Linked DNA regions of Mus musculus: all the other regions are linked to region 5. The links are chromatin loops, found by intact Hi-C in ENCODE. Cell type or tissue: heart. All regions are shown on one strand. Region 1 overlaps Arap1 (ArfGAP with RhoGAP domain, ankyrin repeat and PH domain 1). Region 2 has its middle 41 kb from the start of P2ry2. Region 3 holds the start of Atg16l2 (autophagy related 16-like 2 (S. cerevisiae)). Region 4 overlaps Arhgef17 (Rho guanine nucleotide exchange factor (GEF) 17). Region 5 has its middle 23 kb from the start of P2ry2. Region 6 overlaps Fchsd2 (FCH and double SH3 domains 2).

What was found. Hi-C counts contacts between places; a loop is a spot of excess contacts. Peaks named below come from ENCODE experiments on the same cell type or tissue, not always from the same donor. Only the 100,000 strongest peaks of a DNase experiment are listed, where the experiment ranks them.
Region 1: a loop joins it to region 5, with 2.2 times the contacts of the local background. A loop is called at or near these places in 7 of 42 quality-filtered maps.
Region 2: it touches region 5 in a loop (7-fold over the local background); 26 of 42 quality-filtered maps call a loop at or near these places.
Region 3: it touches region 5 in a loop (2.8-fold over the local background); 2 of 42 quality-filtered maps call a loop at or near these places.
Region 4: it touches region 5 in a loop (2.2-fold over the local background); 3 of 42 quality-filtered maps call a loop at or near these places.
Region 6: it touches region 5 in a loop (5-fold over the local background); 8 of 42 quality-filtered maps call a loop at or near these places.

The regions. Positions count from the first base shown.
Region 1 is chr7:101,372,168-101,377,167 of GRCm38, reverse strand. Arap1 (ArfGAP with RhoGAP domain, ankyrin repeat and PH domain 1) reads right to left here. Exons shown (of 34, transcript NM_001040111.1): 3 at 3,667-4,212. The coding sequence starts at 4,175. Among named protein-coding and RNA genes, the nearest start is that of Gm35219, 20 kb to the right of the region's middle. In heart, CTCF peaks have their summits at 2,617 and 2,819 (motif pointing right); a DNase peak (open chromatin) is centred at 3,827; H3K27me3 peaks cover 1,054 bases.
Region 2 is chr7:101,050,004-101,055,003 of GRCm38, reverse strand. No RefSeq gene overlaps it. Among named protein-coding and RNA genes, the nearest start is that of P2ry2, 41 kb to the right of the region's middle. In heart, CTCF peaks have their summits at 2,778 and 2,986 (motif pointing right); DNase peaks (open chromatin) are centred at 2,983 and 3,873; H3K27ac peaks cover 1,314 bases.
Region 3 is chr7:101,299,496-101,304,495 of GRCm38, reverse strand. Atg16l2 (autophagy related 16-like 2 (S. cerevisiae)) reads left to right here and starts at 2,408. Exons shown (of 18, transcript NM_001111111.1): 1 at 2,408-2,595; 2 at 4,285-4,384. The coding sequence starts at 2,469. In heart, a CTCF peak has its summit at 2,448; a DNase peak (open chromatin) is centred at 2,335; H3K4me3 peaks cover 2,050 bases; H3K27ac peaks cover 1,863 bases; H3K27me3 peaks cover 982 bases.
Region 4 is chr7:100,906,502-100,911,501 of GRCm38, reverse strand. The region is part of intron 1 of Arhgef17 (Rho guanine nucleotide exchange factor (GEF) 17); the gene reads left to right. Among named protein-coding and RNA genes, the nearest start is that of Arhgef17, 23 kb to the left of the region's middle. In heart, a CTCF peak has its summit at 2,752 (motif pointing left); DNase peaks (open chromatin) are centred at 101, 2,761, 3,201 and 4,101; H3K4me3 peaks cover 583 bases; H3K27ac peaks cover 4,042 bases.
Region 5 is chr7:100,986,292-100,991,291 of GRCm38, reverse strand. No RefSeq gene overlaps it. Among named protein-coding and RNA genes, the nearest start is that of P2ry2, 23 kb to the left of the region's middle. In heart, a CTCF peak has its summit at 3,064 (motif pointing left); DNase peaks (open chromatin) are centred at 131 and 2,951; H3K27ac peaks cover 1,686 bases; H3K27me3 peaks cover 251 bases.
Region 6 is chr7:101,229,387-101,234,386 of GRCm38, reverse strand. Fchsd2 (FCH and double SH3 domains 2) reads right to left here. Exons shown (of 20, transcript NM_001146010.1): 9 at 393-515. Among named protein-coding and RNA genes, the nearest start is that of Gm50587, 27 kb to the left of the region's middle. In heart, a CTCF peak has its summit at 2,703 (motif pointing right); no DNase peak of the experiment used is centred here.

The DNA of each region.
Region 1 (5,000 bases), 390 kb before region 5:
CACATCATCTGCAGACGCCCAAGCTCAGCACCCCAGTGTGAAAGCTCCTGGCCTCAGGGGCCTTTCGTCTCCATGACGTGTATAAAGGGCTATTAGGTACTGCTCGCCAGGCGTTGGGGATCCAATCGTAAAGGAAACTGACGAAGAACCCACAGCCCTAGGAGAGCTGACATTCTAACGGCTCTTGGCAGCATATGCACACACATATGTGCACAATGACTCACACTTTGACAGTACACAAACAATAAATGTGCCAATTCATTTACCCAAACAGCATCTGCACACTATTAACAACACAGCCTAGCACTGCAATCCCCATAGCAGCAATAAGCCACAGGCCCATGTATATGTCTGCTCAGCCCAAATGAGCCACATAGACAGGCCTGTCACCACTGAAATTGTACAGATCCCTGTACCTATTGGGATCCAGCATGGCCACCTGCAGAACCAGCACAAATATGCAAATACACAGACATGCTACCACCCAGACAGCTGGCCATATGTGCATATGTATACCTAGACATGTGGACAGACATGTGGACAGTCAAAACACCCACTCACATAAAATAAAAATTAAAACAACAACAACTAGGGGCTGGAGAGATGGCTCAGCGGTTAAGAGCACCGACTGCTCTTCCAGTGGTCCTGAGTTCAATTCCCAGAAACCACATGGTGGCTCACAACCATCTGCAATGTGATCTGACACCTTCTTCTGGTGTGTCTAAAGACAGTGACAGTGTACTCATATACATTAACTAAATACTACGAGCTGAAGACTGCAGATGACTCTTGATGTGTCATCCCCAGGAAAAAGATGTCAGGCCTGGCACCATTTTGCCCCAAGGGGATCAAAGATGCACCCTCTGCCTCCACGTCCACGGAGTCAACAAACTGCAGATCCAAATGTATGCGGCAAACCCACATGTGTCGTGAATACATGGAGAGCTTTTCCTTGTCCCTGTTCCCTAACAATCTAGTATGGTAGTTACCTACAGAGCATTTACAGCGCATCTGGCATTGTGAGTAACGTCCAGATGATTTGTAGCGCAAGAGATGGGGCTGGAAACACAGAGCAGTGGTGGAGAACTTGCCTAGCATAGGCATAGCCCTGAGCTTGATCCTAAAGCACAGAAAAACAAACAAACAAACAAACAAACACCAAAGCAAAAAAAAAAAAAAAAACCATGAAGAATGCACAGAGATTTCTTGCAAGTATTACACCATTTTATAATCCCCCCAGCCCCATGACTACTGAAGAACCCGATGTCTTAGAGGCCTTGACTCCCCATATCCTGGCCAAGTACCTGCATTCAGACTGTGAGAGTGGAACCTTGTATCCTGGGACTCAGGGCTTCGGATAAGATTTTTATTTACCCTAAGAGTTTCCTGAATAAGTACAAGTGTCAGGAGACCCACAGAGGGCCCAGATAAGTTAGAGAGGGCATCAGGTCCTGAGGGCAGAGGGCAGAGGCCAGAGGACATCAGGTCCTGGGGGGCAGAGGGCAGAAGACAGAGGGTGGAAACCCCATTCTTGTTTTCTTTTCCTGATTTGCTTATAGACCTTGGTCTATAGTCTAAAATTTTATCTCAGCTGAATTCTTCCCATTGTCTTCTTCTAAAGGCCTCTCCCTTCCTAAAACATCGCTGGAGGGTTACCCTGGTGAAGTGGAAACTTAATGGTTTCTTTGGAAAGTCAGTTGTGTCAGATGGTGTTTTGCTGGGGCAAACATGTGAAAGAGTGTTTTCCTGAGGCAGACACAGGTAAAAAGACGTTCTGCTAAAGCAAGGACGTGAAACGGTGCACGATGAAGGATTCTTCAATAACCACACGCGTGTATTCATCCACCTTACATCGCATTGTTGGACTTTGTTTGTCATGATTCCATAGAGAGAAACACACCAAAAAAACTTCTCGAGAGGTTCCCACGGCTTCTTGCCACTTCCACAGACGCAGGACAATTGACAGAGTGACGTCAGCAGATACAGACTCACGTGAAGTTTTGCTAAGACAGACTCACACGCTGAGACAAGACCCGTGGAAGACGCATGACTTTTGGGGGGAGTATAAAAAGGACCCAACGGACAGAGACAGGGGCTTCTTGATCTCTGCTTCACTGAGAAAGGCACAGCCAAGAATTTCTCCTGGCGGAGCAGTGGTGGCGCATGCCTTTAATCCCAGCACTTGGGAGGCAGAGGTAGTCAGATTTCTGAGTTCAAGGTCAGCCTGGTCTACAAAGTGAGTTCCAGGACAGCCAGGGCTATACAGAGAAACCCTGTCTTGAAAAAAAAAATGCCCCTGCCTTCTCTGATGGTCCTGGTCCCTCCTGCTGACTCATGCCAATTCAGCTGAGACCCGGCTGTCACTGCTAGGTCCTGCCACCGCTACTGATTCCTGTTTGCTAACCTGACACTACCAACTAGACTGCTAGTAAACTTGTAAAATGCTCAGGAGTCGATCGAGCTGCCACTGATGATCTCTGTGACCTGAACTACTGGTATCCTAACAATTCAAATGAGATTTGCTCCAAAAAAGAATTTCTAAACAGGTCCACTGCTCCCATATACTAATAACCTTTCTTTTCTATTACCTCTGGTGGATGGTGGACTTGAAAGGAGGTTAAAACATTTAAAATTAAGGTTAAAAAAAAATCAAAATCTACACCCTGGGTTAGGAGAAGGCAGGAGAAAAGGGATGTGGCATGGTAAATCCAGGGTATCTTGAATTCCAGCAACTCTGAGTCTTCTCTCTCTCTCTCTCTCTCTCTCTCTCTCTCTCTCTCTCTCTCTCTTCTGCACTCAGGAGAATGGCCACTAGAGGGTACAATAGCACTAAGAACCATGAATCTATACTGTGGAAACAGGGTCCCAAGGATCCAGGAAACAAAAAACATCTTGTGATTTCTTCCATCAATTACATCTCATAATTTCAGACCTGGCTTGGGCTAGAAGATCCTCTGACTCAATGCTACTCTCTAGATGGACAAAACCTCACAGGTTTTCTCCACAAAAGTGCACCCTGCCCCCACCTCCCATCACTCCCACACGCCTGCATGGATCCAGCTAGTCCTTCCCAAGCCTCAGGTTCCCAGCTAGAAATCAGAACACAATTCCCACCTTCCACAGAAGGCTTGCTGCAGACATCAATGAAATTCACCAACACCGTCCAGCAGTGACAAGGACAAGAGACCTCTGACAGCACATCCCTTCAAAACTCCAAAGGAGCCTGACTTTAGACGCTTCTCTGGCTGGCACCAGAGCAAACAGCCGAGAGCTGGGAGGAATGAGTAGTGGAGTGTCCATAGAAAGTGGGAAAAGTTCGGGGAAGCAAGGAGGAGACTAGCTGGAGAGAGGAGAAGGAATTCTGAAGAGGACCGACAGTAAGCAGGTTAAGCAGGCTGCCGCTCAGACAGGTCCTGGGATTTGGGTCCCCCCTATTGCTGGGATAGACACTCGCGACCCTGGTGGCTCCCCTGCTCTTTCTACACATATCTAGGTATCCTTAAGTCCTGGCTATCCTCCCGTCTGCCCCTTACCCAACTCTGCCCTGGCCTGGCCCTGCTCTCTTCTCTCTAAACCTGTGTCCCCACCAGCAGTCAGGGTCATTCCTCCAACCCTGGTTCCTCTGCATTCTAGGTCTTTCCACCCACCAGCCGTGATGTCACTCACCTGGCCTGTGGGTAGGGGGGTCCGGTTCGAGGAGGGACAGGAGGAACGCTGGGTTCTACCAAGTGTCTCTTGGCAGGCAGTGGGGGCAGCACAGGATCTGGGGCGGCTGTGGATGTCGGAGTGAAGCAGGCAGGTGGGAGGCAGCTCCTGCGGGGTGGGATAGGTGGAGCGGCAGGCAGACCCTCATCCTCTCCAGCTGTGGGCGGCGGCTCTGGTGGAGTGACGGGCACAGGTGGTGAACGGAAGATGTGTCGCTTCATCGGCACGGGCCGTGGGGCGGGGCGAGGCAGAGGGACTGGGGGTGCATGGGCGCGGTGAAGACCAGCCAGGATGCGGCGGCGGTGGCCGGGGAGGTGCATGCCCATGTCTAGCAGGCCAGCATCGCTGAGGCCTTGGCACTCGGTGGCCCACACCAGTCCGTGCTGCTCAAAGAGTGCCGTGTACTGCTCCAGGTGAAGTGCCCGCAGCCACTCAGCTACAGACAGTGCGGCATCGTAACCCTCTGCCATGGCTTCTGTCAGCAGAGGCCCAGGGCTAGGCTCAGACCTGGAACAGAAGGTCACAGGTGAGAGGCGCAGCAACCCGGGGAACATGGCCAACAGTGTCGCTCTGTGAGCTTCCACACTATGCTGGTTCGAATCCTGAATGTTATAATTTCAAAGGCAGAATTCCAACAGAACAAAATCTAAAGCCTAAATCCCAGAGACTACAATCCTGAAAGACAAAAGCCTTGAAAGCTGAAAACTGAAATACCCAGACCTGCTTATGCCATGAACTCAAAGTCTATTCTCTCGCTGTTAGTGGCTTTCATGTTTTGACCCTGGATTTTGCTATGTGCCTCTTTGGCTCTGGCCTTGAACTAGCCCTAAACTTACTACGTAGCCCAGGCTAGCCTGAACTTACATCAGTCCTCCTCCCTCAGGTTCCTGAGCACTGAGACGATAGGTGTGTGCCACAATGCCCAACCCCAGTTCTATTCTTGTAGATCTACACTGTGACTACATACCAGGCAAAGCTGAGCTGCCAGGCCTGACAGAATAACCCTCGTCTCCCTACTCTGTGAGTCCCTGTGTTTGTAGCATCTACTCAAGGTTTCTTCACATATCATCTCCTCTACAGCCATCACACCCCCTACCTACAGGCTCAGCTACTGCCATGAGAAATGGCATGGTCGGTACTAGGCAAGACACCCGTACTCACTCTTCTCTGCAAGACACAGGCCAGGGCCCAATCCCTGTGAGGCACCTATCCCCAGGTGAGGGCCAGGTTTGGAGGCTCAGTGAGCACATGTGGGATGGAAGGCCACACTGCTGGCCTCCATGTCCCTTAAGTGG
Region 2 (5,000 bases), 64 kb before region 5:
TGCACATTAATACTGAGCACAAGTTTGTTTGTTTGTTTGTTTTAATGTAATAGTATTTCTCAGCAGTTAGGGACTTAAAAAGACTGGGTGTAGCTCAGTTGGTCGAATGCTTACCTAGGATGCACAAAGCCCGGGATCCCAGCCCTTCATAAATCTAGGTTGGTGGTCCATTCATGAAACCTCTGCACTCCAGAAATAGAGGCAGGGGTTCAAGGTCATTATCAACTGTATAGAAAGTTCGGGACCACCCTGGGCTACTTAAGATCCTATCTGAAAAACAAAGCAAGGAGGATGCCAAAGTTCAGGTCCTCAGAAACCTTCAGATGCTCAGTGGCTGTAGTGGCCCACCTGTAACTCCAGTTCCAGAAGGCAGAGACAGGAAATCCCCAGAGCAGGCTGACTAGCAAGATTAGCCAGACTGGTGAGCTTTGCCTCTGACTGAGAGACTCTGCCTCAATGAACATGGTTGAAGAGCAATTGAAGATGACATCAGTTTCCACATGAACACACACATTCTCTCTCTCTCTCTCTCTCTCTCTCTCTCTCTCTCTCTCTCTCACACACACACACACACACACACACACACACACACAAAACACACCATAATTTGTGGAAACGTTGAATAATGTACCTGGATACCTGGGTGTGCCTTGCCCACATACATTGGCTATAAACATGTAGCTGAGGCTAGCCTTGAACTTTTGGCTCTCCTGCCTTTCCCTTCAAGTGTTGGGATTTTAGGATGGAGTTTGTGTGGTGTTGGGGAGTGAAGGCCAGGCTCTGTGCATGTTGGAAAGCTATTCTGCCATAGGAGCTTTATAGCCCTTCTGTTCTGTTTTTGTTTTGAGTCAGGGTCTTGCTATGTAGCCCAGATTAGCCTCATTCTTGCCTAGATCCTCCTACCTCAGCCTTTTGAGGGATGACGTAACAAGCATTGATCACCACACCAGGCTAAAATGAAACTTTCTTCCTAGGGAAAGGTAAACTATGTGGCCTGTCTTTGGAGCAACATGGCAGTTCCTCTGACAAGCACAGAGGTTCCATACACTTAGAAACTTCAGCCCAGCACTCTGGAGGCTACACAGTGAGACCACCGTTTCAAATCAAAACAAAAAGTTTAGAAACTCCACTGCTTAAGTATACATCCAAGCAGGGTAATTAGCATAAATTAGCATAAAACTGTGGTTGAACAGTGGTCAGAATACTATCCAAACAGATAAATAAAAAGTTCAGTGACTAAGAGCACTGGTTTTCTTCCAGAGGACCCAGGTTCAATTCTCAGCTCCTATATAGTGGCTCAGCCATCTATAACTGCAGTTCCAGGGAACTACAGATGCAGGCATCAGGATTACAAGAGGCATAAGATGTACATGCATAACAAAACACCCACACACATAAAATAAAATAGAGAATTTAATTTAAAAAATTTAAATACAGACAGTGAAACTGGGTTTCACATACCCATTATCCTAGCACTCAGGAAGCTGAGGCAGGAGGATTGCATATCTGAAGCCAGTCTGAGCTTCCCAACATATTTCATAAGATACACTGATAAATCCTGGCTCAAAAGACCAAGAACTGGGAATGAAACTCTGGTAGAATGCTTGTACAGTATGTTCAAGGCCTTGGCTCCCTCCCCAGGGTAGCCCTCAAAAAGCAAATGTCAAACAAGGCAGGGATGTAGCTCAGTGCAGTAAAGTGCTTGCCCAGCTCGCAGGGAGCTCTGCTTCAATTACCCACATCAGATAATGCCAGACATAGTGATGCATGCTTTCGATCCCAGCAGGCAAGGAGGTGCAGGCAAGAGGACCATCCTTGACTACATAGTGAATTCAAGGTCTAGACTCAAAAGATCCTATCTCCCTGCCTACACACTGAGTGCTAGTTAGTCATAGAAAAGAATGAAACACTGCTATTTCTGGCTTATCTGTGACCTAGATGAAACCTGAAAGCATTACACTAAGTAGAAACAGCATGGTTCTGTTTCTGATTATGGGAAGAATCCAGACTAGGCAAGTCCATACAGAGACAAGGAAGTCTGAGGATGTGGGGTGGGGTAGGGGAATAGAAGAGTGGCTGTATATTAATGGACATGCACTTTTGTTGACGAAGATGAAAATATTATAAACTGCTTGTGGTGCCGGTTGGAGAATATTGGGGAACATACTACATATCATTAACACATACACTTCATCATTTCTACTATTATTATCCAGTACAATGATAGTAATAGAAATCTTTCTAGAGACAAGATTTCACCGTGTATCACAGGATGGCCTCCAAGTAATTATATAGCATAGGCTACCATCAAACTTGTGGCAATCCTCCTGCCTCAGCCCTGTGACCACCATACCTGGTTTAAATTGTATACGCCACATGAACAAATTATATGGCATATAGATGCATATCAATAAAACACACATATATGAATAAGTAAATGTAATTAAAATACTTTTAAAAAACAATTTCAGTATTAAACCCTGTGCTAGCATTTTAATGTCTCTAAACACTTTCCTTTGCACAGCTGTGCATAATTAACTTAGACTCTATCAGTGGAGTTTGATGCTTTCTATTTGTTCCTTTGTTTCAAAACATTTCAAGCACAAGGGAAATGAACAGCATAAGGAGCCCCTACACCCATCTCCTACGTCAACAGTGACTAGCACGACTCTTGCTTCTAAAGCACTGATTCAATAAACATTCTTGGGCAGAAATTTTTGCCCCCATTGTATACTGAATTCAGCTCAGCTTAAATCACTTCCTCAAACCCTTACAATGGCTTTACAAATGGTGTGATGATTCAGACCTGGCTTTGCCCTTGAGGAGCTCCTAGTCTGGTGTGGGAGAGAGACACTGCATTGGAGTGACCAGTAGGGACAGAGGCTGTGTAACGGGAAAGAGCAGGGCCCTATTACCCAGGAGGGTCCTAGTGTGGACGAATTGCCCCCATCCTGGAAGACTAACAGCTTCCCCAGCTCTGCGTTTCTTCCTTTACGCCACATGGTGGCGCCAAAGTCATCTTTCCACCTTTGGCAGCTTAGTGAAGGCTCTCTCGGAAACACTCTCAGAAGGACTGTTCAGTGTCTCTTCTTTGAGTGACCCTGTCTGGTGATGGTCTTCTCGTAGCCCCAGACTTCTCATGTGGTATATGAAGAAGATAGATGTAGTGAATTCTCTGGCATCTGGACTCCCGAGGAGAGTCAGCTCTCTGCAGGAGGCCAGAGGCTCCACTGCCCAGCACATGCTTAAAGAGGACTCAAGGATTCACAGGGGTCTCTATTCTGTCCCAGGAGAAGCTAATGGCCTCTCTGCCCTTTTCACTTTTTACAGAGGTCTATAGGAGTGGCTTTTTATTCTAGCAACACGCATCTATGTAAGGCATGCGGGGGTGGGGGTGGGGGTGGGGGGTCGGGGGTGGGGATCCACCTCCTGAAGCTGCCCCTCAGGAGTTACCAAGTGAGGACAGTTTAAGGGACATATTCTTGATACAGCGGCAAAGTTATGACTGTAGGTGGAGGAAGTGAACATGAGTCACTAGAGACTTCCAGAGGCCAGGCCGGATGTAAGTCCCCAAGGGCATTCGCCTATTGGGCACTAGAAGGATGCTTCTCATATAGCTGAGGGCATTTTGACAAAGAAGAAGGTGGAGTAGGGTATGGGAGGTGGGATGGGGTGTGGGAGGTGGAGGGTGTTTACTTTCCAGAGGGCTTTTGTGGTAAACTAGCTGGCTGCCTCTTCACCCTGGGCCAAGAGGGAAGGGCCAGGGGTGGGATAAGGGGTGTGGCAGAGCCAGACTCCGAGTATCTGTCAGGGTCTGCTTCCCAGGGGCCTTTCTGGGCTGTGACCCTAATACCTCTCCTTGGTCCTCTCCAGAGGACCCTTAACTTAACCCCGTGAGCCAGCCAGGGTACAAGTCACTAGGGGAAGGCAAGGCCAGCCCACACATCCTGAGGGCCTACTGTGTGCCAGGCAGGCCTGGAGTGGAACCCTTCTCTAAACCGAGTTTCTTCCTCATTTCACAGAGAAGGAAGTAGGAAGGAGCTGGCCAGCCGAGGGAGGCCTCAAGCCGGGATGTGTCATCCTCCCTTTCTCCACTCTCCAAGCTTGTTTTCTGAATCACCGTGCATGCGTGACCCTTCCTCATCCTCCCAGGCCTCGCCTCTGCTTCCCTTGTGCATTCCCCAAGGCCACCAAGCTGCGCTGTGCTCTCAAGGTCACGTTCACAAGATGGGTGTGCTGATGGACATTGGTACAAGTGTATATCCCAGCCCTGTCTGCTGCTGATCTGCTCTGTGACCTTGAGCAAGTCGCTCGAAGAGCTCTGAGCTTCAGTTTTGTCTATTCATTGGTGTTGTTAAGAGAATCAAATAAGATACTAAGTATAGTTGAACTTTGTGGCACATGTCTATAATCCAGCACTCAGGAGACCAAGGTGAGAGGATTGTGGGATCTTGCCTGACAAAACCAAAAACCATATCAAAAGAAAGAAAGAGAGAGAGAGAGAGAGAGAGAGAGAGAGAGAGAGAGAGAGAGAGAGAAGGAAAGATGTGTAACATTTTTAATACCTCATCCTGGTATGGTGTTCAATAAAGGTTAGGTTTTGTTAATTTTTCTCCCTTTTTTTCTTCATCACCTTCTTCTTCTTCTTCTTCTTCTTCTTCTTCTTCTTCTTCTTCTTCTTCTTCTTCTTCTTCTTCTTCTTCTTCTTCTTCCTTCTTCTTCTTCTTCTTCTTCTTCTTCTTCTTCTTCTTCTTCTTCTTCTTCTTCTTCTTCTTCTTCTTCTTCTCCTCCTTCTCTTCCTCCTCCTCCTCTTCTTCTTCCTCATCATTGTTGTTTTGTTTTGTCTAGGTTTTGTTGTTGTTGTTGTTTTGCAAGACAGGGTTTCTCAGGGTAGCCCTGGCTGTCCTGGGTGTGTGTGGCAGTGATTGTAAACATGTGCTTTCATGCCTAGCAGAACCTGCACTTCCACAAGCCCCTCCAGCAGTCAGGCAGAGAAGGGA
Region 3 (5,000 bases), 310 kb before region 5:
CAGCCTTGTAGGTGGAACTAGAGCTATTGTATGAGAGTTTTGAGGCCAGACTGTGCAGCGTATGTTTCCCAGATCTGGGGAGGTGTGGTCAATGTGAGGCCAGCTTATCTCTGAGGGTAAAAGGTGAGTGGGTCAGGATATAACTCCGTGGTAGAGTCCTGGGATTAAAGACATGTGCCACTACTGCACGTCTTTGAAATAAAAATTTAAGGGTGTGGCCCATCAGTCGACTCCCCCCATGCCCCAGTGGATGACTCCATAGCCATTCACAAAGAGGGAGCACTAACTGGATGCAGTGGGTTAAAATTTTTTTTTCAAAATAAATAAATAAAAACTTAAGAGACCTGGAAGTATGTCACCATACTCTTTGATTCCCCTACCATTCAAAGATGACAAAACTAGTTTAAAATTTGGAGCAGCATTTTGTGAGTCCAAAAGGCATTAGGTGTGCTGAAAAGATGGCTCAGTGGTTAAGAGCAGTTAATGTCTGAGGCACTAGCTGAGGACATGAGTGAGTTTCCCAGCACCCACATTAGTAGTCAGACTGGCTCTAACTTTAATTCCAGGGGTTCTGATGCACCTGCACTCGTGCACGTGCACACACACATACCCACACATGTGCGCGCCTAAAAAGAAATCTTTTACAATTATTAAAAAACCTGCCACAACATGACTTCCTACCTAAAGATGCAGCACACTGTGTAGGACCTGGGGATTGGGGGGGGGGGGCTGTTGTCACAGAAGCCTCAGGCCCCAGGAAGTGCTTCTGGATATGATGTGTGAGCAGAGCCAGACTTCCAGCAGGAATACTGGGCACAGTACAGTGCAAAGGCAGGGGGTATCCAAGACAGACACAAGGGGGACTGAGGCCAGTTTGTAGTGTTTTGAGATAGAGTCTTGTTATGTAACCCAAGCTGGCTTGGAACTTACTATGTACCCCAGGCTGGCATCAGTGCTGGGATTACAGTCATGGGCCATTATGCTCAGCTTCACTATAGCTTCACCGAACAACAGATACATATTCCCCTGGGGTGTCACTTGCCTTTACTGTTTTTCAAGTCCTGTAACAGACCCCCAACTTGAGACCCCAGTATCTCAAGGCTTGTCCCCTGCAGGGCCTAGAGGGCTTCCTGATATTGCCTTTTCCCTCCCATCGGTTTATTTCTTAGGGATAACCAGGTCTGCCTTCCCTAGCTAAAAACAGGGCTTGAAGCTGAACCTTCCTCAGTATGTCATATTGTAAGGCTAGGCCCACTGAGTCTCTCCTGTCATTCTTTTTTTTTTTTTTTAAAGATTTATTTATTTATTATATGTAAGTACACTGTAGCTGTCTTCAGACACTCCAGAAGAGGGAGTCAGATCTCATTACGGGTGGTTGTGAGCCACCATGTGGTTGCTGGGATTTGAACTTCGGATCTTCAGAAAAGCAGTCGGGTGCTCTTACCCACTGAGCCATCTCACCAGCCCTCTCCTGTCATTCTTTACCACAGCCTGTATCTGCAGAATTCTTTGCTAGAGACAATTTCATTACAATTCCCCGTGAGCCCAGATTCACTGTCAAATGTACCCACAAGAGATGTCTGTGCTGTCCAAGAGAGGCAGCAGATAGGCCCTGAGTTAGAACTCTGGGTTGCTGGCTAGCTCAGCTCCCTACTACACACAGCTGCAAACGAGGAAGCCTCTTCTCTCCTCTGAGCCTGGGGTTTTCCAGATAAACGGAGTCTTTTCTTAGAGCCCTAAATTTTGCTACCAACTGGACCTCTAAATCTTGCTCCTCCCACGGACAGTTCTGCGTCCTGTCCTAACAACTCTGAAGCGCTGGACCTTGAATCTAGGCCCCCGCGCAGGGTTAGCAAAAACCCTATCGCTGAGCTACTCCCAACGCCCGCCTGCATTGGAAATTTTCATGTCATCAGACCATGTCTACTTGTTCTTTCCAGAGCTTAAGAGTCCTTTTGTCTCCGCTCCCTCTGGGTAACGGTCTTAGTTGGTCCTTCATAAACCCCCACTCAACTGTCACCTTGTAGGTGACAGTGGGGCTCCTTCAGGCAGTCTTCTCTCTTAGACTGCTTGTGCCTGGTGCTTGTCTCTGTACAGCCCCTGGTGGTAGGGTCTCCCCTTCCGGGGTAACTTAGTGAGTTCTGCATCCTCAGCTTCTGACACTGGTCCAGGCACCAAGAGGTTAAGGAAGGCGACCTTGAGGCCCCGCCCTGGACGCGCCCACAGGCGACAGGGAGGCTTCAATCCCTGCTGCTTACTCCGGGACAGAAACGCACACCTCTGGGACTGAGGGTTTTTGCTGGGCCGCAGCAGCACCTGCTTTGAGGTGTCCAGATCTCCCCGACAAAAGCGCTTGGTACAGCCCGGGGATTCCCCGCTGCTGCCGCCCTGACGTCATGGAGTCCCCGGGAGGCTCCGCCCCCCTGCTCGGGCTGGAGCTTTGCGCGGCCGCTAGGGACTCGGCGGCCATGGCAGGACCTGGCGCCCCCTGCGATCCCTGCGCGCCCGCCGCTGTCTGGAAGCGCCACATCGTGCGGCAGCTGCGGCATCGGGACCGCACGCAAAAGGCGCTCTTCCTGGAGCTAGTGCCGGCTTGTGAGTGCGTCCCTGGGGGCTCGGGGATGACTGGCTTTGAGGAGGTGGGACTCCCCGCTCGGGGAGAGGGCTTGTCCCGCCACTCGACTTGTGACTCAGGGCAGCGGCGCCGTCACGGTTCCCGAGGGCTTTGCGTCTTGGAACCTGTTACGCCCCTCTCCGCATTGGCTTGCCTGCTGTTTCCAGCTCTGGTGCTGCTTAGCCCCAAAGACTCAGCTCTGCCTCCCTTGAGCATCCTAGACACAAGCTCTGTCTCAGTGATGGTTTTGTCGAGTCCTTCTTTCAGGCCGTCCCTAGGGCAAGGCCTGGTCAGTCCATTTGGTCCCAGAGCCCAGTTAAAGAAGGCAGGCGTGGCCAGAACAGCCACGGTAGCTGAAAGGAAGGAGCGAAAGTCTCTGGTAGGTTCTGGTACGGATAGGTTATACTGGCGTACGTTCGTGGAGTACCTCAGTGCCTAGCGGATCGTAGCTCGAATGGGGCTCCGGGTTCCTTTAGGTTGTTTGTCGCGCGGCGGAAGTTAAATTCTCATGTGGTTATTTCTGGGCACTTTGGCTAGGAGGAGGAGATGTGTGCACTCCATCCGAGGAACACTGGAGTGCATCTGTATTTACTGCCTTTTGGTGGACTGTGATTGTGTGTTTGAGGCTGAAAGTCTAACCATACTCCCTACTTCTTCCTCACTTGGTGCTAATTTTGATGCACCCACGCAATCAAATTTGTTTTCCTTGGAACTTTGTGAGGGCTGGCCCTCTCTTGGGGTTGGATACCTCTACCTCCAGACAACCCCACTTCTCCAACTGCTCTGATGGGCAGTGGGACTATCGGTTTAAGGGAGGGACCACCCAGGAGAACTGCAAGACTGGGAACCTAGAGACCCAGGTCTGTGGTTTGGGGTAATTCAAGTCCTTTACCTCAGATTTCTTACTTGCAAATGAGGCACATTGTGACCTTGTATGCCGGGGTAGGGGTGCTTGCAATGCCTTGTGGTCTCAGGTAGTTTTGAGAATTTGTCAGGGTCCAGGAACCTCAGACAGAGAAGGAAGGGAGGTGAGGATCTGGCCTGAGGTTAGCAGCCTCAGTCTGCCTGGAATTGGTTTAAAACAAAACAAAACAAAACAAAACAAAACAAAACAAAACAAAACAGCTGGAAGGAATGTGGGTGAGGGGGTCCAAGGTCTAACCACCTATCTTGGGAAGATTTGTTCGATAATTGCTCAAGGGCTTTCAATATTGACCTGGGGGAAGCTGTTGCGTGGAAGTGAGAATTACTTAACTGTAAACCTTGAGGTCTTGGAGGGGAAGCGACTTGCTGGAGGCCATACACAGGTGGTTTTGTTTATTTCAACATGCTCTGGGTCCAGACTTTGTCCCTGGCAGAGGTGAACTAATCCCAGGCCCCTTGCTTTCCTTCTGTTCTCTCTTCAAGTGCTACCTAGCCATGTTTGTCCCCAGCATTGGTGGTCTTTCTGTCCTTGTCTCCTGGGTGGGCTTGTGGGCCTGTGCTGTGATGAGGCTTTGCCAGATACAGATATTCCCCCAGGAAGGGGCAGAGCCCAGCCTTCAGAGGCTTCTTTATTCCCAAGACCCCTGGGCTCCTGCAGCCATCCCAGTATGAGGTAGCTTGTATGTCGGGAGTTTGTTGGCAAGCGGCTCTGCCTTTGCCACAGGCTCACCCTTTTGCATCCCCAGATAACCATCTCCTAGAGAAGGCTGAACTGCTAGCCAAGTTCTCAGAAAAGTTGAAGTCCGAACCAAAGGATGCCATCTCCACCCGACATGAGGACTGGAGGTGAGTTGTCTGTGAGTGATCAGAGCTGCTTGTGCCTGCCTCTTTGCTGTGCTCAGCCTTGGCACCTCATCAGTCTGTAACTCCTGGGGATGTGAGCGAGGGCAGTGGAGGCCTCTTGAGTCCTCCCCAAGCTGGCTGCTTACCTTAATATCTTTAACCCCGACGCTTCTCTGTGCATTTGTCTCCTGTCCAATCCTGTTCTCGTGTTTCCCCCTTCTGAGTCTTGTCCCTCTTCCTGTTCCTTACCTGATAACTTCAAAAAGAGGCTTGTTACCTATTCCAAAGAGCAGGGAATGGGTTGGAGACAGAACTAAGAGGATGTAGCCCAGGTAGGCTGGAAATGACCTTGAATTCCTGGCTTTCCTGCCTCTCTCCGGTTGGGATTACAGGTGTGTGCCAGCTTATCACACCAGGCTCTCCTTGGTCTGTTTATGTGCTACTTGTATGTGCATCTGTGGAGGCCAGAGGTTGGCATGTGTCTTCCTTAATTGTGTTTCACCTTAGTTTTAAAGACAAGGTCTTACACTGAACCTATAGCTAGCGGACTCAACTTTCTCAGCTCTTGGCAAAGTGTGCCAGGTTCTTTAATGTAGGTGCTGGGGCCCAAACTCAGGTC
Region 4 (5,000 bases), 80 kb after region 5:
TCCAGGGCCCCAGTGGTCAAATTCCAGGGCTGCCATTGCCATGGCAACAACCAGCTCACAAGGCCTCTCCTCTGGGGTTTTCCACAAGGCCCTTGTCCAGGGAGGAGGCAGAAGGGCCTCCCACCCCTAGGGACTAGGGAGTCAGGAGAAGGCTGGGGAGGAGGTCAGGCCCAGCTGGTTTCTCGTTTGTTTTCCAAACAAGAAAATGGGAAAGGCCGTTAGGACTGCCAGCAGATAGTTGTCTGTTGAGGCACAGAGTGGGATGGACAGAGGTGACCATCTAGGCAGGGGCCTTGAGAGCCACAGAGAAAGCCTCCAACCTTACTTAGAGAATCACCCCCATAGAAAAACCCTAGACCAAACATTTTGGAATGGTAGGTGGGGGAAGATCCTCCCAACATCCCAGCCATTCTATTGGCCTTGGTAGTCTGAGCTGGTACCCAGACATTAGAGGGTCCAGCACATGTTGGCCCTTCCTCCATAGGGTAAGCTGTTCCCAGAGTACCAGTGGAGGGAGTGACTGAGCCCTTCAGTTCTGTGGGATGTGCAAGCAAGGACTGCCAGGGACTATTTTGGAGGAGGCTAAACTGGTCGTTCTTAGACATCTGCCTTTCAAGAGTCTCTTAGAGCCTTCTTCCTGATGTAACGATTCAGCCTTATTTATAACAGCCAGTATTTGTTGAGTGGCGTCTTGACTCCTGGTACTGTGCGAAATAAGTGCTTTCTAATCCCTGCATTATAGATGAGAAAAATCGAGGTACAGGTTGGTCTTCTGAGTCAGTCAGCCATCAAGAGTGTCCCTGGCTGTGTATTATTCTGTCCTGTTCCCATGCCCTAGGCCCCGCCTACCGTTGACATTCTGGTGGCTTCTTCCAGGTGTGTCCCTTTTCTCTCTGTCTTTATCTCTTTCTCTATCTTTATTTTTAGATGACATTGAGGCAATACAGTTTGTCGATAGGAGTGCCCTATGCTTTCATTTGATAATACAGTGGACTCCTTCTCTGTAACTTTTCAGAGGTCTTCCTAAGGGCCCATGACTCAGGAGCCCTCCCTTCCCTGTAGCTGGAGTTGACGCGGGCTGTGTAGGTAGAGTCCATGTGCGGAGAGCCCAGGCTGACACTCTCAGGCTAACCCCTGGCTGGAAGAAGCCCTCCTCCTGGCACTCTAGACAGATGTAAACTGTCCCAACTTTTCTACCCAGGGTCCCCTGGGGTGGAGTCCTGCCTGCTTGGCAGATCTTGCTTGGGTCGCCAGTGACACAAGGTAATAATAGGGCCCACCCAGGAGATTATTTTGAGGTTAAAGCCAACACCTGGGAGGTGCTTAGTCAGCAGAGAGTGGAATCCCTCCACAGATAGACCTGCTATTTTTAGATCTTTGCTGTCTTCCTGTCCTTGGGCTCTGTAAAGTTAAGTGATTTATCCAAAGTCCCAGCCACTTAGTGGTCAGTGGCTGCAGGAGGATTCGGGTCCAGCCCACTGCCTAGTCTTGAGAACCCAGCAAGTCACGACTTGCGCTGAGTCTCAGTGTTGTCACTGAGTTGATATGGAGTCTTAGGAGACTTAGTGCTGCGCTGTTCTGCATACTCCATGGTACCGAGTAGACAGCACTGCCACTTTCTGTTGACAGCTACAAGTCTGGAGACTCTGAAGACTCAAAGCCAAAGCTTCAGGAGTGGTCCTCTGAGCCGTCAGGATGCCTTCCTAGGGTGGACTTTGGTCCTGGGACGTGAAGCCACCCCACTGGCTGACACTGGCTGACCTCAGATGAGCATCTTCTGGGAGCTTCTCTGTTCAGCTCTAGGGCTGCTCACTAATTGATGGGGAAAGCACAGAAGAGCCTAGAAGCACAAGCTGCTGGTGGTCAGCAGAAATCACATCTGCCAGTGTGGCCCAGGCCTAGTGGTGGCCCTTGAGCCCCCACTGGGAAGGAAGCAGAGCAAACTGGCCTGGTGTGATGACAGAAACTTCTGTCAGGTCTGGGTTGAGCCCGACACACTAGGGTTGATGTAACCACTTGGTAACAGTATACCCTGGAGGGCACGGTCGGAGTAAGGTGAGGTCACAGTATATCCCAGCTACGTGGGTACTTCTGGCCAAGTGAAGAGACCCTAAAACCCTGAGGCCCTACCGGACTATGGTGGTACACGCCTTAATTCCCAGGAGGCTGAGGCAGGCAGAGCTCTGAGTTCGAGGCCAGCCTGGTCAACAGAGCTAGCTCCAGGACAGCCAGGGCTACACAGAGAAACCCTGTCTCTTTAAAACAAACAAACAAAAAAACAAACAAGCAAACAAACAAAAAACCCCTGAGGTCCTGAGACATTCTGTGCTGGGAAGTAATACCATTCGTCCAGCAGAAAGGAATGGCGCCCGCTGAGTGGTGGCAGCTGGCAGCGCACACCTTTTTCCTGACACTTGGAAGGCAGAGGCAAGCAGAACTCTGTGGGAACTGGTCTAGAAAGTGAGTTCCAGGATAGGACAGGGCTACACAGAGAAACCCTGTCTCCAAAAAACCCAAATCACAAAACAAAGAGAGAGAAGGGTGTTGGTGGTGGGGTCTGCCCTACTGCCCTTTCATTTTAGGAGGTTGATCATAGACACCCGTGGCCTCCTCGCTGTGCCTATTCATCCTGCGGACACTTGCTGTCTTTGTCTCTATTCACACCTGTGTGCTGACTGTATGCCCTGGGGAAACGGCTCTAGGCCTTAGTGGTGCCTCCTCTATCCTGGAGCTCCCAGATCTTGTTACTGCCCCCTGGTGCCCGAGGTAGCGTCCTCATAGGTCTGTAGCATAATAAAAAGGATGGACTGATTTGGGAGTCACAACGGGGCAGTTGGTGGGGCAGTTGGCGCCTGCCCTGGCCTGAGGTGAGGTTGGTGAGGGAGGAGATTTAAGGCTCCCTGGAAAAAGCAGAGAATAGATTAAATGGGACTTGACCCAGCCAAGGGCAAGGTGCGTGTGGGGATGGACCCCGTGCTGAGGGCTGGGAGGGCACAGCAGCAGGCGGAACTCGGCCACCTCATTTCCCGGGGCCTTTGGTGGCCTGAGCAGAAGGGTTTCTGGCATTGTCTAAGTGGGGAAGATGGCGTCTTTTGGCTGCGGGCTTTGAGAGTCCCTAGGATTTATACACAGCCCAGTCAGGCCCTGTCCTTTATTCCCTGGGGCACTGGCCTGGGGCCGGCTTGGCCTTTCCCAGGGTGCCTGGCCCAAGGCCCAATGAATCATCTTCCGCCCTACAGGCAAGACACCCCATCTCTATCAACAGTGTACAAATGGAGCCCCCCGCCCCCATGTGCCTGGTCTGAAGAAAGGAGGGAATTGGAGGGGCTGGAATCAAACCCTAGAAACTTCCGTTCCCACGACCCTTCACCCCAGCCTCCCTCCGTACTACCAAGATGGGTGGAGATGGTAGGGAGCCATTCTTTGTAGAACAGCCACTGAGCTGTAGATCTGGCATGTTCCAGGTAGGGAAATAGACACTGAGGAAAGGTATTTACAGCTACATGAAGGTAGGAGTTGAAGTTCAGACCATGTGGGGCCCCGGCCGGCCTGGGTAGCATTCTGAACATGGTTTGGATATTTGAATTTTTAGAGCTGTTAGGGAAAGTCTCCTGGAAGTCAACACATCCTGGGGTTCCAAGCCAAGGCAGGGCACAGTCCTGTGTGCAGGACTGGCAGGGATATCCTAGGAGCCCCTAAAATACAAACTTAGAATACAGATTTGTTAGCATTCTCCTCCAAGGTCTCACACTCAGTTATGCCTGGCTCCTGACCTGTAAAATGGTGGCTACGGGGGAGAAGTGGGCAGAGAGGTTGAGTTCAGAGTGGACTGGCTCATCCGATGCTTTTCACGTCTGCTGAGGTCCGACTTACCCTCCAGCCCCCATCTCCTACTTCTGTTATCTGGGATAAGGAACTTTTCTTTTGAAACCTAGAAGATTCAGCTGTATCCTCTTGAAACTGAAAGGGGTGGAGTGACAGAAAAAAACGAAAAGAAAAAAACCCCACATTAAAAAAAAAAAAATCATGCAGTTAAATTCAAACCACATGCCCTACAATCCCAGTCCTGCAGGCCTCTGCTGCCACCTAGCAGTGCTTGGTGGAAGTGCAGTCCTAGAGCCCCAGCTTCCTCACTTGGGCTTCATCAGCCATGCCTTTCTCCCAGTATGACCTCAGTCACCCTCTGGGAACCTAGTGGGGAATTTAGAACCCTCTTGAACTTTCCCACCTCCTTCATCTGTTTACAGAAGGGGAAACTAAGTCACAGAGCAGGAAGGCCAGCCAATAGGTACATGTTATGTACCCAGTGTATGTCTAGTTTATACTCATTCCTGTTTGGATTATTCTTGTAGTCCTGGGGCAGGCAGACATTGAGACCTCCCTTCTGTTTCCATCTATGTCTTAGCCATCCAGGGAAACGAATACAGCTGTCAGCCCCACTTCCTAATTCAGGGTGCCCCAGGTTTGGCCTGACTTCTTATTTATGTGCCCTGCAACTTAGTGAAGTCTTTCAGCTGCTGATACGCCATTTGCTTGGGGTTAGATCTTAGCCTAGGTCACCCCACTGAAGTTCTCAGTACACATCCTGTAGGAACCGGTGTCTTTCCTAGACCACGGTGCTCCTGGGAGGTCAGAGAGGTGCTCCTGGATTCTGTTACTGTCTTGGCAAAGTATAGATCTGTAGTGTGTTGAAGACTGGACTGGGGAGTTATCACAGGGCACTCAGGGACAGTGTGAGGCCTACATAGGGCTGTGGAGAGAAATTGTACCTCAGGTCCCCATCGAGGACCTCGCAGTGTATGCTCTACCCCAGGTCTGGGATGGGCCAGGAGTGTTGTGGTCAGGGATTTTCTTCTAGGCTGAGAGATGGGCCAGCCGGGTTTAGCCATCAGAAGACAGCCTGGAATCCAGCCAGGAGAGCGAGGGCTACCTCTTGCTTCTTTCACAGCCAATAGATCTCTGTTTTATTTTTTTACTACTGCCCCTGCTGGGGTCCCAAC
Region 5 (5,000 bases):
GGATTGGACTGCAAATTCAGGCTCTTCCTCTGACAGGCAGGGCTAGTATTTGTCTTCCAGGTTACTCAACTGCAAAGCTGCAGCTAGGCCTGAATGGGAATGGCTACGTCCTTCCCATCCAAGCTGCTGCTGGGAGATGTGTGACTTCCCTTTCCTGTCTGTACACTGTCTTTTGGCCAGCGCTAACACCCTGAGTCACTTTGGGTAGCTGATAAAGTTCATTGGAATCTGAGAGTTCAGTCCCTGCTTGAATTAATGCCCAGCCCTCTGCCTGGAGCACAGCTCCTTCTCCACTTCTTCCTCTGGGCACCTCTCTCCTCGGGCCGCTGGACAGAGGCTGTCTGTGGCATTGGCTCACAGACTGGAGCTCTAAGCTGCCTATAAGGTCCCTTATAATGGCTTCCACTTAAGCGCAGCCGGGACTCTTGACTTCACTGCAGAAAAGAATTTCCAGGCTAGCAAATTGGTTATGCTTGGTTGCCCACAACTCTAATTGAAAAATTAAAGTCCCAGCCCTGGAGAGGCAGAGACGAGAGGATCTCTAAGTTCCAGGCCAGCCAAGGCTACACAGTGAGACCGTGTCTCAATAAAACAAAACAGTAAAAACAAAGAGAAAGGAGCCTGTCACCAAGCCTGACAGCGGGAGTTTGTAGACTCCTGGGACTCACATGGTGGAAGGAGAGAACTGACTCACATGCTGCCCTCTGACCTCCACACTCATGCCACAGACGCGTGTGCGCATCACACGTGCACACACACACACATACACATGTGCACACATGCATGTATGTACACACATAACAAGTAAAATGTAATTTTAGAAATTTAAAATGAAACAGAATTTCAGAGGGAACAAATATGAACCAGCATTGAGTTTATTCAGAAGAGTTGAGTATGCACTTAAGCCTTGGGGGCTTAGAAAGCCAAATCTGGGGAGACAGCTCAGTGGGTAAAGGCTCCAACACCATGTCAGACAGTCTGGGTTTGAGCGCAAGACCCACATGGTGGGAAGTGACTCCCACCTGTATATACACAGCAAGTAGACAGATGGACAGACAGATGTACAGGAAAAGAACATGACATGTCCAAGTGTGACTGTGGTCTTCTCAAGAGAAAATCAAGATTGTCTTTAAAATCACACACACATACACACACACACACACACACACACACACACACACACACACACGGAGTGCTGGGGATGCAGCTCAATTGTAGGGTCTGTCGTGTATAAAGCCAAAGGTTTGATCTCCAACATCACATAAAACTCAGCATGGCGGTACATCCCTGTCACCCCAGCAGCACTCAAGAGGCAGAGGCAGGTGCTCAGAAATTCATTGCCAGCCTTGATACCACAGTGAGTCTGGGGACCCAGAACCTCTGCCTTAAGAAGCTTTTTTTTTTTCATTTAAAAAAATTTAAATCACCATATATACAATTTTGGTGACTTCTGAAGTTACACTTACTCTGTTATAGACAATAGGGTAAAGTCCAGGTTGCATGGAAACTTAAGATGTTCTCCACATCTTGTTTGTGAGATTCCCAGAACATAGCTGGGAAAGGAGGCCGTGTACACTCAGCCCTTAATCATGGCTCATTGCAATTTTAACATTCTTATTTGAAAATACCTCTACATCTCCATAAAAACCTACTATCTCAGGGCTGGGGAGTTGGGTCAGCGCTTCGGCGTGGCTACTGTTCTTATTGAGGACCTGGATTCAGATCCTAGCACATGGCAAGCCTGTAACTCCAGCTCCAGGGGAACCCACTGCCTCCAGCCTCCTCAGGCTCCTGCACACATGTGCGCATACCAAACACTGACACACATACATAGAATTTAAAGATGATAGAAAATAAAAATTTTTTAAAGAATATTATCTCCATCTATTTCCACATCAGCAACCTTCACAGCAAATGCTAATTGTGAAGGTGTTGTTGTTGTTGTTGTTTACAGACTTTCACTGTGTATTCCTAGCTGGCTTGAAACTTACTATGTAGACCAGGCTGGCTGGCCTCTGCCTCCTGAGTACTGGGATTAAAGGCATGCACTTGATTCTCAGCAGGCCAGGGGGTTAATCCAGACCCTATGGTTAACTCCCCCCTTTCCACATTTGCTTTCTATCTTTTTATTGTGCCTTTTTATTGTACCAGCAGTCACTGCTATCCCCCAGCTTCTCTGACCATGTCCAGCTGTGCATTTCTGTGACAAGGGCTTCAAATGCCAGCATGCCTTCATGTTAGAAACTAAATTTCTTCAGGTTAAAGAGACAGCTCCACAGTTAAGAGAGCTCACTGTACAATCATGAGACCCAGAGTCTAGATCGCAGCAGCCGTGTCAAAGCTGTAGGGAAGGAGCAGAGACAGGATTGCGGGAGCTTGCTGCCCACAGGCCTAACCAGAAAACACAAGCTCCAGGTTTGACCTTGGCTCAAAGGAGCAAATGAAGACAGACTGACGAGGGTGAGCATTCTGTATGAGGGGAGAAGAAGGAACTAAAATTCTACAGGGGTGGGCACACCATATCTGGGTGAGTGTTTACATGTTTAGGAATGTGGTGAGGGGTCTAGAGAGATGGCTCAGTGGTTAAGAGAACTGGCTGCTCTTCCAGAGGTCCTGAGTTCAATTCCCAGCAACCACATGGTGGCTCACAACCATCTGTAATGGGATCTGACGCCCTCTTCTGGTGTGGCTGAGGGCAGCTACAGTGTTCTCACATACATAAAATAAATAAATAAGTATTTAAAAAAAAGAAAAAGTGTGCTGAGGGAACAGGTTGGCGTTGGGGACAGAAGACAGGCCTGGGGGAGTGGCACGAGGGGGCTGGCAGAAGAAACGGGAGTATGGACAGGATCTAGCTGCCTTCTCTCCTTTTCCCTCTTCACTCCACACATTCCTCCAGCTTGCACTTCCTGTCCCCGGAATTCCTGGCAGCAAAGGGATGCGGGTGGAGGCAGTCCACAGCTTAACTTCTAGGTTGTCAGTTCCTGGAGCTGTCTCTGTGCTGTTTCACGGCTGTGCTTTGACCATGGTAGGATCCGGGTTTTTGATGCTGCACTGCTGCCCCTTGGTGGTCAAATCCTGATGAGGACTCAGGGAATGGAGAAGAGTCGTCTATTGCGATCTATCTGGATGAATTCGTGAGCTGTTTGGTAGTCAGGCTGTTGCTGGATCAGGGTAATGGTGGGATAGGAACAATGGATTGACAGAGGATCTAGCATGTTTATTGTCACTTACCAACTAAGTGACAGTGGCTGATTCTGCCTCTGCCATAGTGTCAGCTTCCTCCCTCCCCAGCCAGGGCTGGAGATCATTCTGTTCTGGGCACTCATTTGCCTGTGGGAAAGCCCTATTCAGTGCTCAGTCACAGCCAAAGAAGGGTGCAGCCCAGACCAATATCCAGGTGGAACACTTTTTCCTTGTCTCATTTTAGCAAAGCACCAGAGACCCCTGCCCTGCTGTCTTGTCTTCTCAGGGTGGCTCCCAAAGCTGTACTCTGTTCCCTGGGAAGTGTGGCAATAGAGTTGTCTTAGCAGCCAGTGGTGTTGACCTTTAAAGGACGGAAGCTAGTCCTATCGTTTGGATGCCCAAGCACAGAAGTAGGGAAAGTGCATCTAACTGATGCAGAAGTGGAGCTGAAGCGCTGGTCCGTGGGATGGAACAAAATGCACAAAGGTGATGGATGGGCAGGCCTAGGCTAGATTTCCAGGCCCTCCTGCTCTCTGCCGCCCCAGGCCTGCTCATTGCTCATCCCCAGGCCTCTGCTGACCCACAGACAGACAGATGGAAACCCCTTGTTGACCCACAGACAGATGGAAACTCCTTGCTGACCCACAGACAGATGGAAACTCCTTGCTGACCCACAGACAGATGGAAACTCCTTGCTGACCCACAGACAGATGGAAACCCCTCAAGTCACATCATATAGCATTGAATCTGAGCCCCAGCTCTTACTCCATGCCATTTCTTTGCATCTGTGACATTTATATACCTCATTAATCACGTGACCTTAGGCATCTGTTTCCTCATTATATAAAAAGGCAAAATTGTACTCAGTCAATACTTCATCCTCAACATCTGCCTTGTCCTGCTGGAATAAGAAGTTTCCAGAGAGAACTGCCTCTCTCTGTGTCCAGAACATTGCCTGGCTTGTAGGTGCCACACAACTATTTTCTGAATGAATGAATGAATGAATGAATGCAGTTTGCAATGAGGAATGAATGAGATACACTGGATGCATTGGCTATTTCCTGTTGTGACATAATGCCTTACAACAGCAATGTAAGGGGAGCGGATACACTGAGGTCCACAGTTTAAGAGGGGTCACATCTATCATATCTGCAGCCACACAGCACAGAGATGAATGCTGGCACACAGCTCCCTTTCTCCTTGTCATCCAGTGTGAGACCCCAGTCCGTGAGACAGTGACACTCACCTTCAAGATGGATCTTCCCACCTCGGTGACTCCTCTCTGGAAATGCCCTCAAGGACAAGTCCAGAGGTATGTCTCCTGAGTGATTCAGTGCCAGCCATCACACTGGGTAAACTCCTGCAGGTTAATTAGCACCAGACGGTACTCGTGAGACATTAATGCCCTCTTCACAAAGTAAATTTAAAAATAGGAGCTGTGGTAGCACAGACCTGTGGTCCCAGCACTGGGGAGGCACAGGCAGGAAGGTCAGAAGTTGAAGGTTATCCTCAGCTACAGAGCATGTGAGACTAGCCTGAGCTATATGGAGCCTGTGTAAAGAAAGGAAAGGAAGGAAACAAAAGGGAAGGTGACTAGCTCAGCCAGCAAAGGCCCTGGCTGCTGAGCATGACAGAGTCCGATCCCCCACATCCACATGGGAGATGAAAACAAACAGTTGAAAGCCCGCTCTCAGGAGCCCAGGACTCTGTGCACTCCTGGGAGTTCTTTCTCACCTTTTTCTTAAATATAAGTTCCCTCTGATAATAATGATAGCAACAACAACAATAACAACAACCATAATAGTAACAATAAT
Region 6 (5,000 bases), 240 kb before region 5:
CTCCAAGGCACTGTAGAATTTATTTTTAAATTAATTATCACATGCTACATTCCCTGTGCTCATTTTTCTTACTGTCTGCATTGATAGATGACCTTGTTCTCTTTAATGACTGAGTTGAATGGATTTGAAGTTCCTGTGAGCAGGCCATTCTTCACTGATTCTTCTCAAAGGCAATATGTATGGCCACAGACTGATGGCTAAGTTAGTCTGTGCATCATGTCCCCCCTTTCATTCAACTCATCCAGAAAGTGTCCCATTCTCTCACTTTGTTAAGGAGAATTTTTTTCAGAACTACATCCTTTAAAACATGTTTCTACTATTATTAGTATCTTCAGGAAAGAGCTTTAGATTATGACATGGCAATACTAGTCATTGCATTAAAGACACATTACCTTGCTGGAGTTTTCTAGTAAAAACTGGAATGTATTCTGTATAGCTTGGCAAGTTTCTAGCTCGGTCCGGCTGAAGGCTATTAAATAATCCTTGAGGTGGTCATACACGTTTCCATCAAGAGCCTGAAAGAGAGGAATATTATAGAAGCCAAAAATTATGATAGTGCTTTGGCACATAATTCCTTTGTCTTTAAAAATGTAGAAATGTTCAATTTCAAAACCTATTAATAAACTGACAAAAGGCATAGAGCATTACATAAGAGCGTGTGAACAGTGAGCAGTTACTAGGGTAGTGCTGAATTTCTAATGAATAGCAACCAACAAGGGGAAAAATCTAATATTGCTAAAGCTTAGGAAAAAAACCAGAATATTTTGGAGACAAAAACATCTAGTTTCTGATCTTTGCTTATCTGCTTCTGTAGCCACTTCATGACAATTAGATGTAGGAATTTTACAGGGACTATCAGAAAGAAAGAATCCAGGCACAGAGCCTGGAACACATATACAATAAACACAAGTCTCCTCCATTAGTGGTAGAATTAGGATTTAGTATATATTTGCTACAGAGCAATCTGAGAGAAAACATAAAATGTCATGAACATTTATGCCCACGTGTTTGTCTACATAGATTACACTCCCGTCACGCACATCTTAGAGAGGTCAAAGGGAAAACACTCAGCTCTCATAGATATTCTAAGAACTTTCCTGCCATTCCAAACTATCAAAACAGCAGCCTTATCTTTTAAAAATCTACATTTTTCTCTTCTCATCAATTAACAAAACTGTCACGGAGCTAGTTTTGCACAGTGACTGTTGCTGCTCTCCAATGAGAGCTCCCTAGTTCTCTCAAACACACAAAGTGCCAATGAGCTTTCTTTCATAATGGCTTTCAAATTTCTTTGTCTCAACAAAGCTGCCAAACCTTCCTTTGTTTCCTAGACATTCTAGAGGTCATTTCAGCGTGTGTGCATGTGTTCTGGATTGCAGTATTATTTTTTTGTTACGTCCAAATAAAATGTTTTTGTTTTAGAGTTTCACTTCTACCTTTATTTTAGCGTTGGCACCTGCTTCTAGTTCCCAGGGGAGACACACAGGAGTAGAACTGCCTTTGGCCATATGGCAACTTTGTTTTCCAGAGTGCTGCACCCTATCAACCAACAATTCATGAAGATTCTCTGTGTCCTTGCCACCACTTATTTGTGTGTGTGTGTGTGTGTTATTCATTGTGCTCTTTATTGGTATTATTGTTGATATTTTATTATTTTATGTGGATGAGTGTTCGCCTGAATGTCTGTCTGTACACACATAGAGTGTACAGTGTTCATGGCAGTCAGAAGAGAACATCAGATCTCCTTAGACTGGAGTTACTTGTCTGTGAGTCCCTTACATGTTTTGCTATATACTGATCTATTTTCTATGGCGAATTATCTAATTCAAACCTTTGGCTTTTTTTTTTTTTTGAGACAGGGTCTCCTGTAGCACCACTTGAACTTGTAATACAACTAAAAGTACTTCCAACTTTCAAAGAAAAATATTTACTTACAGAAGACATACATGCATCATGGTGCATATGTGGCAGTCAGAGTACAATTCTGATTTTTTTTCCCCGCTGTGCTGCAGAATCTGGGGATCCAACTCAGATTGTTAGGCCTGCACACAAGTGCCTCTACCCACTTAGCCATCTCACTGGCCCACCCTTAGCTTTTGACCCTTTAGTTTCCACCTGAGATTCCAGGTATGTGCTGCCACACCTGGTTTATACAGTAATAGAAACTGAACTGCTGGCCAAATAGTTCACTAACTGAGCTACATCTCCAGCCTCTGCTTCATACATCTCAGTTGGAGTCTATTTCTGATTTCAAATGGCAATAACTCTTTATGTATTGTATATAGCAGAGTTTTGCAAGATAAATAATTTGTAAATATTTCCTTTCATTTTATGGGCTGCTCTTTTCACTTTCTCAAGTATCTTTTGAAAAACGTGTTTTAAACCAAGTGGTGGAGGGATACATCATTAATCCCAGCACTTTAATCTCAGGGAGAGGCAGGGGATCTCTGAGTTCAAAGCCAGCCTGACCTACAGATTGAGTTCTAGGACAGTCAGGGCTAAATTATGATATCTAACATTGTTCTTCTTTCTTTTATTCCTTGAATGTTATTTATTTATTTTATTCCTTGTATGTTAGTATGTTATTTATAAGAATCATGTATATAAATTTTACAATAATTATTTTTGTACTTTGTGTCTGGCTTTTACATCAAGCTTTTAATATAAAATTGACTTGAAATAAAACAAAACCTGTCCCCGAAGCAGAGTAATAGTGCTGAATCTTCTTTTACCACTAGATGGCACCATTGAGTACTATAAACAGGCAGTGCAAATAAATGCCTTAAATATATTTAAAAAATTTTAATTAGATATTTTCTTTATTTACATTTCAAATCTTATCCCCTTTCCTAGTTTCCTCTCCAAAAATCTCCTATCTCCTCCCCCCCCCCCCCGCTCCCCAACCCACCCACTCCAACTTCCTGGCCCTGGCATTCCCCTATACTAGAAATGCCTTAAATATAAACTTCAAATAGTTATGAACATTTTGGACACTGTAGTGTGTTGAGATGGAATTAAAATTTCTACCTTAAATCATGATTTTCATGAATTTGTTTTAAAAAGAGACATGTTTTCTGATATGAAGTTTTTGACTTAGAAATATTCTTAGTAGCTCATCCTAATAATCTTGTTTGGAAGAAATAGCTCATTTTACCTATATACAAGACATGATAATATAGGTATCATGAACAAGGCGTGCAGTTTAAGGTGAACTATATTCCTATGTAGTCTGAATGATATTGCTATTGAGTGTCAACTGTACTTAGGCATTATACTAGCTATCTGAGTATGAGTACCAGAAAACAGGGAAGAAAGGAAAGAAATCAAAGCTTTTTAACAGTTAACTAGCAGTGCTAGTGATCAAACCTTTGCACTTCGCACATGCAAAGTGTACACTCTAACACAGAGCTATACTGCTAACCTACCAAGTTCTTTTGTTATTTCTTAGCAATTTCCTATTCCAGTTATTTCTGCCAACCCATTTCCTTTCAAGATAGTATTACATAGCCCTGGGTGGTCTGAATCTCACTATGAATACCAGGCTAGTCTCAAATTCACAGAGATCTGCCTGACTCTGTCTCTGGAGTGCTCAGATAAAAGGTATATGTAACCATGCCTGGTCCTGACATCCCACTTCGCACTGCATCAGGGAGGATACCCCTGACTTGTATTTTATATGACTGACTATTCAACACTCTTCCCTGGCCAGGCATTATGTTCAGGATAGGTTTTGTTTGTTTTGAACTTTACCACTGACCGAATAGTTTGGACATGGCTTCTGTCTGACCCCTTGTTCACCTGTTTGCCATTTCCCTTCCCTGCAACACTTTCCCTAAACTAAGCCTCTCTGAGCTCTACCAGCACTTCTCTTGCCTCTGAGCTCACATGTCACATGTCACAGGCCCTTTCCTCATCCTCTCTCCCTGCCTTGCTCATTATCATTCAGCCTTAAGGGCTTCTCTTGATCGCTGTGAACTCTGGATGGTTCTTGTCTTTTTACCTCGTGGCTTTATCTTGTGCTTCTGACGCTTGCCTGTCCTTCTTTTGGTTATTGAACTCTATGAACAGGAAGGGCCATGCCAGTCTGTTTAGCATTGAATCTTGAGGGTCAAACATGGAGCCTGAAATACTGACAATGTTCAGCAAATAACTGTTTGATAAGTAACGTATTGGATCAGAATTTATAGGTTTAAAACTATGGGTGAATCCACATTAGCCCTCATGACTGAAAAGCCTGATGGTATTACAGCAAAAGAGAAGCAACTGAGTTCACAAACTGTACGATGTGGAAGGTCCTAAACTTAAAAAAAAAAAAGTGTGTGTGCACTAAATAAAACGTTGCCTTCTTTTTCCCTTTTATTATTACAAAATAACTATAGTTTATATCAACCATATTCCAAACTCTGTCTTTTGGTTATATTATAAGAAAAACCTTGATTTGCACTGATAATTGATTATAAATAATTAATACTTTGCCTTCCTATATTTTTATTCCTCTTCAACACAGATCAAAAGCCTTATAGTAGACTGCTGAGACCCTACTGTCTTGGGTCCTGAAACCCTGACTAGGGATGGTGAGGGAATGAAGAAAGGACGCACAGACAACACACAGCAAAGCAGGGGTCAGATGGGGTACTACTACTTGCTACCGTGGGCAACTCAGAACCTCAGTGTGTTTTTTAGGGACTGGACGTGGGGAGGGGCTAGTCTTGTAAACAGCAGTCAGGCTGAGGCTGTAAATATCTGGGAGGAGGGAGCTTCAGTTGCTGCTTTCAGAGGTCACTTCCTTACACACAAGACTCTGGAGGAAAGCTTTTCCCTCTTGAACCTGGCCCACATGGCAATGGCTTTGACAATTTCCCATGGGTCCAAGGCCTTGGAGACCTTGGCATGGCTGTGCCCATGTTGACACTACACATTCACCCAGGACTACACACACTCAGGGCTTCCTCTGCTTCCTATAGTAGACAATTTTTTATTTTAAAGTTGATCAAGCAAAT